2 separate regions of the Homo sapiens genome follow, and region 1 is linked to region 2. The links are chromatin loops, found by intact Hi-C in ENCODE. Cell type or tissue: adrenal gland. All regions are shown on one strand. Links, peaks and the distances in the headings refer to the core of each region. The heading gives the core; the rest is flanking DNA.

Region 1 (3,943 bases), core at 744-3,243, 200 kb after region 2:
GGGTCTGATTAATTTGCCCGAGCGGCTCACAGAACTCTTGGAAAAATGTTTACTGGTTTATAACAAAAGATATTTTAAAGGATACAAATAAACATCCAGATGAAGAGAGGCACAGGGCGAGGTCCGGAAGGGGTGCTCCCATGCCCTCTCTTGGAGTGCCACCTTCCAAGTGCCTCCAAACGTTCAGCTGTCTGGAGGCTCCCGGAACCCAGATTTGTTGCGTTTTTATGGCGATGTCATTATGTAGTCATGATTGATTAAAACATTGGCCATTGGTGATCAACTCAACCTTCAGCCCTTCTCCCCACCCACCCCCAGATGGGGGAGGTGGGGCTGGAAGCCCCAACCCTCTAATCCTTGGTCTTTCTGGTGACCAGCCCACATCCTGAAGTGTCCTAGGAGCAGCCAGCCAGCAATCAACTCATTAGCATACAAAAAGAAACTTATCACTTTGGAGAGTCCAAGGATTTTAGGAGTCCTATGCCAGGAAATGGGATGGGAGGAGGGGGAAACAAATATGTATTTCACCATATCTCAAGGGTAATAAAACATGCCTTGGGCAGTCTGGAGACATGGTGAGCTCAGAGGGTGAGGCACTTCCTGGAAGCCCAGTGAACATATTTGTGCCCCTCTTCTGGAAACTGCAAAACCCCCCAGAAGGTGAGAGGCAAATTCACTGAGCGCAGTGAAAGTCAGCTCCACTCTTGCATTGGGAGGAGGGGAGGGGCTACAGAAAATGGGAGTAGGGGTGCTCAGAATAAAACTGTCCCTGTCACAGTGGCTGCTCAGCTGGTCTGTGGCCTCTGCTGGGGCCAGCGCTGGACCTGCCCTGCCTTCTCCCCACATATTTGCTAAGCATCTTCAGCCTCCTGCAACACAGGGTCACGTGGCACGATTTCACCCACACACGTACATGCCGCCTGAGTTACAGACCCCCTGTACTCCATTTTCTCACTGACCCTACGGAAGGTCTTGGAGTTCCCATTATTTGAACCAATAAACTGAGACTAGGAGAGGCAAGGCAGCTTCACCCACATCCCACCATGCAAAGCAATTCAAGCACTGAAACTAGGTCTAAGAGGTCTGGATTATTTTCACCTTCCAGCGCGTGCAAAGGAACCCAAAGCAAAAGTCTCCGGCAAGAAAGGGGTCTTTGGGAGCCACCAAGTTTCTGAACAGGGGAGTGGTGTGATTAGGTGGGCCACAGAAAACTGCACTGAGGACCTTGAGCCTGAGGACAGCAAGACTGGCAAAAAGGCCATCGTAGAAGTACAGGCAACTGGGAGTGCGGAGGCGAGTGTGGGGTCAGTGCTGCTATGCCAGATCACCACGGGTCTCCGTGTCAGCCTGTGTGTGGCCTCAGAGGTGGGCAGAGGAGCAACAGAGGAGGAGTGGGTTGGGATGTGGAGGGGATTTAGACGGTGCTCACGGCCTTCCACACTGACTGCCAGCTTTCATTCTTCCAACACGCCCTGCAGTGGGCCCACCTCCCCAGACAGGAGCAGCGGGAGGCTCAGAGGCAGGCGTGACTCCCCCAGTGAGAGGCAAGCCCCCAAGGCCGCCGCGGGACTGTGCCCGCTCCCCATCACACACCAGGCTCCTGTGCCCACCACTTTTTTCTAGGCTGATTCCCCATGCCAGCTTGATGAACAATCTAATAAAGGGGGCAATCACATTATTCCTGAATGCATTTTAATAAAAATCAAATAAAAGCAATTATGTGAATTTCCAAGAGGATCACCTCTTCTCCTTTCCCTGAGGTAGGAAACGGAATGAATTCAGGAAATCATTAAAATCAGAAACCCGAGCTGTGTGCCACTGCCGCGCTGGCGGCTGCTACACAAAGGCAGCAGGGAAACCCAGTCCCTGGCGGCAGCACGGGTGCATTTCTTAGCTCTTTGAGTGGAAATTCCACCTATGGGTGAAGAAGGGTAATTAAGGGCCAGGAGAGATGCTTTGAATGCAGGCTGCCTTTGCCCCTCCAGTGCAAACTTCCCAGCTTCAAAGGGGACTCAGACTCCCTGAGTGAGAGCTCTCCAACCTGGCTGCTGGGGGCCTGGCGGGGAGGGCAGGGGCAGGGCTCGGGAGAGGGTCCCCAAATGAGTGCAGCTCTCCCCTGTATGGGGGAAGTGCACCTCTCAGCCTGACTGGAGGCCAGAACGCTGGGTGTGAGTGCACAAGGGACCCACTGAGAGTTGGTAGGTACCTGTTCCTCCCTCCAGCATCCCCAAAAGGGACACAAGCCTTGTGATTTGCAAGGCCCTTCTGATGTCTCATTGGTTATTCTGTCCTCCATGTGACCCTGGGATTGATGTGCTCATTTGGGGCTGAGGCTGTTGCAGCCAGAGGCAGCCAGGGACATGCCCAAGGCCAACCAGCTGGTGAGGCAATGTCAGGACTGGAATTTGGGTTCGAAATCCTGGGGCCACGAGGCAGGCCCAAATCCTGTGGGTCCAGGTGTTCTGGACACAACTTGGCTTGGCCACACATTCTTGCTTACAAGAATAAGCACTGACCACCCCAACTGCCATTTCCTGGGCCCTGATCCGAGACAATGCCTCCCTCTCCAAACATCATGAAGTATGTTCATCTTTTCGGTACAGGTTAGGGACTAAGATTCAGCAGGATGAAGCCTCCTGCCCACAGCCCACAGCTAGAAGTGAGGAATCCTGGATTCTGCCCTGGGCTGTCACAGTGTCCATAGCCAAAGATTCTAATGGCCATGCCATAATGCCATCCTCTTCCCAGAAAGGGGCCTTCACTCAGGGTCTTCCAGGTTGCATTTGGGTGCCAGGCAAGGAAAGACAGGGATCCTCCAGCCCCTATATTCACGCTGGCCGAAACTCCATGTCATCCTGCCACCTTAAGGGTGGGCCAATAGTGGCCCAGAAGGGAGCACCTGATCATGCCTCAGATCATCCTCCTCAGCCACCAGGGTCCTAATTCTCAGACTCGGGGGGCGGGGGGCGGGGAGGGCAAGAAGAGACAGGAAAGTGGGCAGCCTGAGTTAAAGGAACAAACTGGGTCTGGGAGGGAGAGGGCCAGCACTCGCCATGGGCATCCTTAGGCAACTCCCATCACCTCTCTGGGCATGTGTGCATGTGTGTGTATGTGTGTATGTGTGCATGCGTGTGTGTGGTATGTGTGTTGGGGGAGGGGTGGCCCGGTCCCCAGTTCAGACATGGGGTAGTGCTGTCCTACACGGTCCAGTCTAACTCAGGTCAGAGCTTCCCTTAATTCCTCCTGCTGCTAACAGCTGTGATGCCCTCCTACAGGATGCCCAGGGAAATGCCCCCCAAAAAGTGTGGTTTCCAGTAGGGGAAAGGAGGGTGCAGGAGAGGATTCTGGGTGGGCCCTGTCAATGCCAGTTTTCTCTTGAAGTAGGGGTTTCTGGCACTTAGGATGGAGAATTGAGCACCGGACTGCTGGTCTCATTGTCCGTCCCCTCTGTTGACTCAACAGGTGCCCCTCTCAGGCATCAGGACCTCAAAGTCCTCCTCTGGGAAGTAGAGGCGGGGGTGCCTGGCCTTGGGGGCTCCTGTGCAGGGGGACCAGGACAGAAAGACACTGTGTGAGTGCTCAGTCATTCCTGTCCCCTAGGGGCCAGCTGCCCTGCGCACTGCTCTGCCCCAACCCCTCAGGTCTTGCACACAGCAGGCACTCCATAAATGTGCACTGTGAGATGTTCAGAGAGAACACAGGCCTGTCCAGGAGGGGGGTTAAAAGCAGGAAAAGGCAGTGGCCCTGCATGCTTCGCAAGACCTATAGCCTTGGCACCCCGTGTATGCACACGTGTGTGTAAACACGTGTATGAACGTGAGCACTCCTGCAACCACGCCCACCTTTGGGCACACCCACTGGCCTGATCATGTGCCTGAACAGCAGACAGGTAAACAGCAGGCACAAGCCCCAGGCAGTCTCCCCACAGACTTGCCTCCAAATC
Region 2 (3,943 bases), core at 501-3,000:
AGGAACCACACCCTTAGCAACTCCCAAAAATCACCAGGGAAGGGAAGTTTGCAAGGCTCTGAAATTCCTGAGACAGCAGATGGATTCAGATCAGGCGATCAGCAGGTGCTCATGCTAGTATGAGAACCAGTGCCTGGTGACCAGGTCATTCAGGTCAGGCTTGACCCTGCGGCCCCCAGCCAGCCCTGGGGGAATACTCCCTGGACACACAATGGGTGGGGTTGCCATGAGCTGTCAATGCTGAGATGGGAGCTCTGAAGCCCAAAGCAAGCCAAGCTGAGTTGCATGAGACACAGGACTTGAGTGAGGAGCCCGGGCTGGGCCAGAGCCTGATGCCAGTTCCAGGTCCAGGGAAACAGCAAGTCAAGGTGAGAGCCAGTTCAGGAATCAGGGTCATGGACAAATCCAAATTCAGTCAGAGGAGGCCGAGGATACAAGGCCAGGTGATAGCTACCAGGCGGTTTGGGCATGTTCCCTGGTGGAGGAGGCCAGAGCTTCCTCAGAAGGCCCAGCCCCAGGGGCCATGGCCTTACCAGGCCTCCAATATGGGCATCTTGCAGGCCGATTGGGACAGCAGGCACGGGCGGAAGCCTGTTTGAACTTTCTCAGCCTTGTATCTGAGGAGGGAATTAAACTGTTCTGTTCTACTAGGGCGTTTCATTGACTTCTGGCAAAACATGATGTCCTGCTTCAAAGGGAAGGCAACACACAGGCTTAGGAGGCTCGTTGGACATCAAAGGGCTATTAGAGAACAGCATCCTGATGAGCTAATTGCAAATGCAGCCCAGGCAGATGGAGCACATTTGCCCAGGAACATATGGGCTCACACATCCAGGGAGAGGGTGCCGGGGACAAGATGTGTGCTGGGCTTTGGTGGACCCAACATGTTTGCAAAATAATTCAAGATGTTGCCTCAGCCTCAGCTCCACTGCCCTCCTCTCCCCTCCCCTTCTGCATTCCATCAAGCTGGGGGTGGAGGACAGAGAGCAGGATCCCGATGCCTCTGAAAAGGAAGAGCCCTGGAGATCAGTGACAAGGACTGGGCCCAACAGACCAGACACTCCTCCCAGAGCCACAGGCACATATGAGTGGGAGAGAGGTCCTTCCTTATCCCCAGAGGCTGCTCCAAACTGTGTGCCCTGGACCAACAGCAGGAGGGGCGGGTACCAGTGGGCACCAGGATGGGCTATCCCCAGCCTCACCCACCCATCATTCTCTGCCCTGAAACAGTTGCAGAAGCCTCCTCCAGCTCCAGGATTCCAACATGTCAGGGAACCCTGAGACCATCCAGCCTAACTTATCCATCCCAGGGAACCCTGGGTCAGACCAGTGAAGGGGGCAGGTCCCCAGACCCTCACCCACCATGATAAGCAACTCCATTTTTATCTAGTTTGTATATCAGGATTATATGTAAGGTTTTCCTTGGAAAAAAAAAAAGAGCTCTACATTGCTGATCAAATGACTTCTCCGGAACAACCACTTCATCTTACAAGTCAGGAAACAGAAGCCGAAATGAGTGTGACTGCCCAGGTGACACACAGCAAGTTAAGGGCAGAGCCAAGACTGGGGTCCAGGACCCGGTGCTCTGGCCATCACACAAGGCTCACACCACATCAGTTCATATAGCCTGACCCTCGATGCCCGGCAGGGGTCCCAGGCCACAGCCAAGACTTGGCCTCCCTGGGCCCCCCCAAACACACAGCCTTCAAGGAGTGGGGGCTTCATCAGCAGGACCCTGTGCCTTCACAATCAGGAAGGCCCCTCAATGTCAGTAGCCCCCCACCCCTCACCAGGCTCAGCTGATGAAGGACAAAGGTGGCCAGGAGGCTAGGGGGAGCTTCTGAGGAGGAAGGCGGGAAGACACGTGGGAGGAAACACCATGTGAAATTAAGACTGACTCTGCTGACCCTTCTAAAATGACAGGCTGCAAGGACAGCAGGGAGGAGGGAGGAAATTGGAGGAGTTGCATGGGCCTTGGAGGTGGCCTTGTCCTGCCTATTTATTGTACAGATGAGAAATTCAAGACTGAGCCAGCAGGAGGCACTGCCCAAGGTCCACAGCAAGGCAGAGGCTGAGCCCTACCCCGACTAAAGCAGTCCAGAGGCTTTGGGCAGCTGGGATAAGCTCCCAATTCATCCACATGGCCGAATTCCTACAGCCTGGTTTCCAACCTCCTCTGTTTCCCCTTCCTCTTCACTCTCAAGCTCTCAGTCAGCATCCTGGCTTCTCCTTCACCACTCTGATCATGGTCTTAACTGATGGACTTATCCATGTGGTTCTTTCATAAATTCTGGTCTCCCCTGCCCCAGACCACAAGTTTCATGAGGGCAGGAGATATGCTTTGCTCCTTGCAGGATCTTCAGTGCTCAATATGTATTTGATGAATGAATGAGTGAATAGATGAATGAATATATCGTAGCTCTTTCTGACTTCAAAGCCTGCCACGGCTCTTTCCCACCATTGTGATTTTACTGATAAGCCCCTTACTCAATATTGAGGTGACTCACGATCTTATTCAAGTCTTTTTTTTTTTTTACTCCTATCTCTCCATTTTTCTCTCCACTCTTACCACCACCCCACACACTACACAGGCTCTGGACAAAGTCTACCCCTACTCCAGAAGACTCTGACCTCACAGGCCACAGCTTGAGACCTAAAATATCCCCTCCCCCACTACTACCCTTTGTCTAGATGACAGCATCCCCTTGATTCCCCTACAGCCAGCTCAGATGTCCCCTCTTCTTCCTCTCCTGTGAGCCTTCTGCCAACCCAGCCTCTAGGCAGCATAGCTGTCTTCCTCCTGGGTGGGCAACCATTAGGTACAGTTTGATAACTGGGATAGTACACATATATAGATGTTCCTTGACTTACAAAGGGGTTACATCTTGATAAGCCCATCATAAGTTGAAAATATTGTAAGTTGCCCATGCAACTTACAATCCTCAACCTGCTGAACATCTTACATAGCTTAGCCTAGCCTAACTTAAACATGCTCAGAACAGTTACATTAGCTCTCAGTTGGGCAAAATCATTGTGCAACACAGTACACTGTACAGTGGGAGTTGTTGACTCTGGTGATCACGTGAGTGATGGAGCTACAGTGCACTGTCACTGCTGAGCATCGCGAGAAAATATCATGCTGCTTGTTCTCACTTATAGGTGGGAATTGAACAATGAGAACACATGGACTTAGGAAGGGGAACATCACACACCGGGGCCTGTTGTGGGGTGTGGGGAGGGGGGAGGGATAGCATTAGGAGATATACCTAATGCCAAATGACGAGTTAATGGGTGCAGCACACCAACATGGCACATGTATACATATGTAACAAACCTGCAGGTTGTGCACATGTACCCTAAAACTTCAAGTATAATAATAAAATTTTTTTTAAAAAAAGAAAGTATCGTGCTGCCGTCTCCTGAATGTATATTAGTTTTGCACCATTGCAAAGTGGAGATATCTAAGTCAAACCACCATAAGACAGGGACTGTCTGTACAAGTAAGTATTTGTTTCCATGTTTGTTTCTACCATGAAAGACTGCGCCCTCCACAGGACTGGAAATGTGCTTACCTACCTCTGTGTCCCCAGATCTGGGGTTCAACCAAGGGAGGGCTTCAGACCCCTTGACTCCTAGTTCAGTGTTCTTTCTCAACTTCACATCGTCCCATTCCATTTCAACATTTCCTCCATCTTTCTCCCCTCTCTCAAGACCTACCATGTCTGGGACTTTCCCCTGGCCTCCCTTTTACCTACCATCCTCCTTTCATCCCATTCCTCCTCACTCCTCCTTCCTTCCTTCCCCATTCCTCCCCACTCCTCCTCAAAGAGGATCCCATAGGGAAGCTCAGGTGATGCCCAGATTGGCCAGGCTGATGCCTTTGGCTTGGGCCCATTATCCTCACAGCTCCCTGGGCCCAGTGGCCTATTGGCTCCCACCTAGA

What was found. A loop is a pair of places that touch in the nucleus more often than their neighbours do. Peaks named below come from ENCODE experiments on the same cell type or tissue, not always from the same donor. Only the 100,000 strongest peaks of a DNase experiment are listed, where the experiment ranks them.
Region 1: a loop joins it to region 2, with 2.0 times the contacts of the local background. A loop is called at or near these places in 27 of 110 quality-filtered maps.

The regions. Positions count from the first base shown.
Region 1 is chr10:79,050,564-79,054,506 of GRCh38, forward strand. The region is part of intron 4 of ZMIZ1-AS1 (ZMIZ1 antisense RNA 1); the gene reads right to left. Among named protein-coding and RNA genes, the nearest start is that of ZMIZ1-AS1, 15 kb to the right of the region's middle. RefSeq lists an enhancer at 3,833-3,943. In adrenal gland, for the core only: a CTCF peak has its summit at 1,915; DNase peaks (open chromatin) are centred at 848, 1,108 and 2,328; H3K27ac peaks cover 195 bases.
Region 2 is chr10:78,851,000-78,854,942 of GRCh38, forward strand. No RefSeq gene overlaps it. Among named protein-coding and RNA genes, the nearest start is that of ZMIZ1-AS1, 210 kb to the right of the region's middle. RefSeq lists an enhancer at 443-1,030. In adrenal gland, for the core only: a CTCF peak has its summit at 2,044 (motif pointing right); a DNase peak (open chromatin) is centred at 2,091.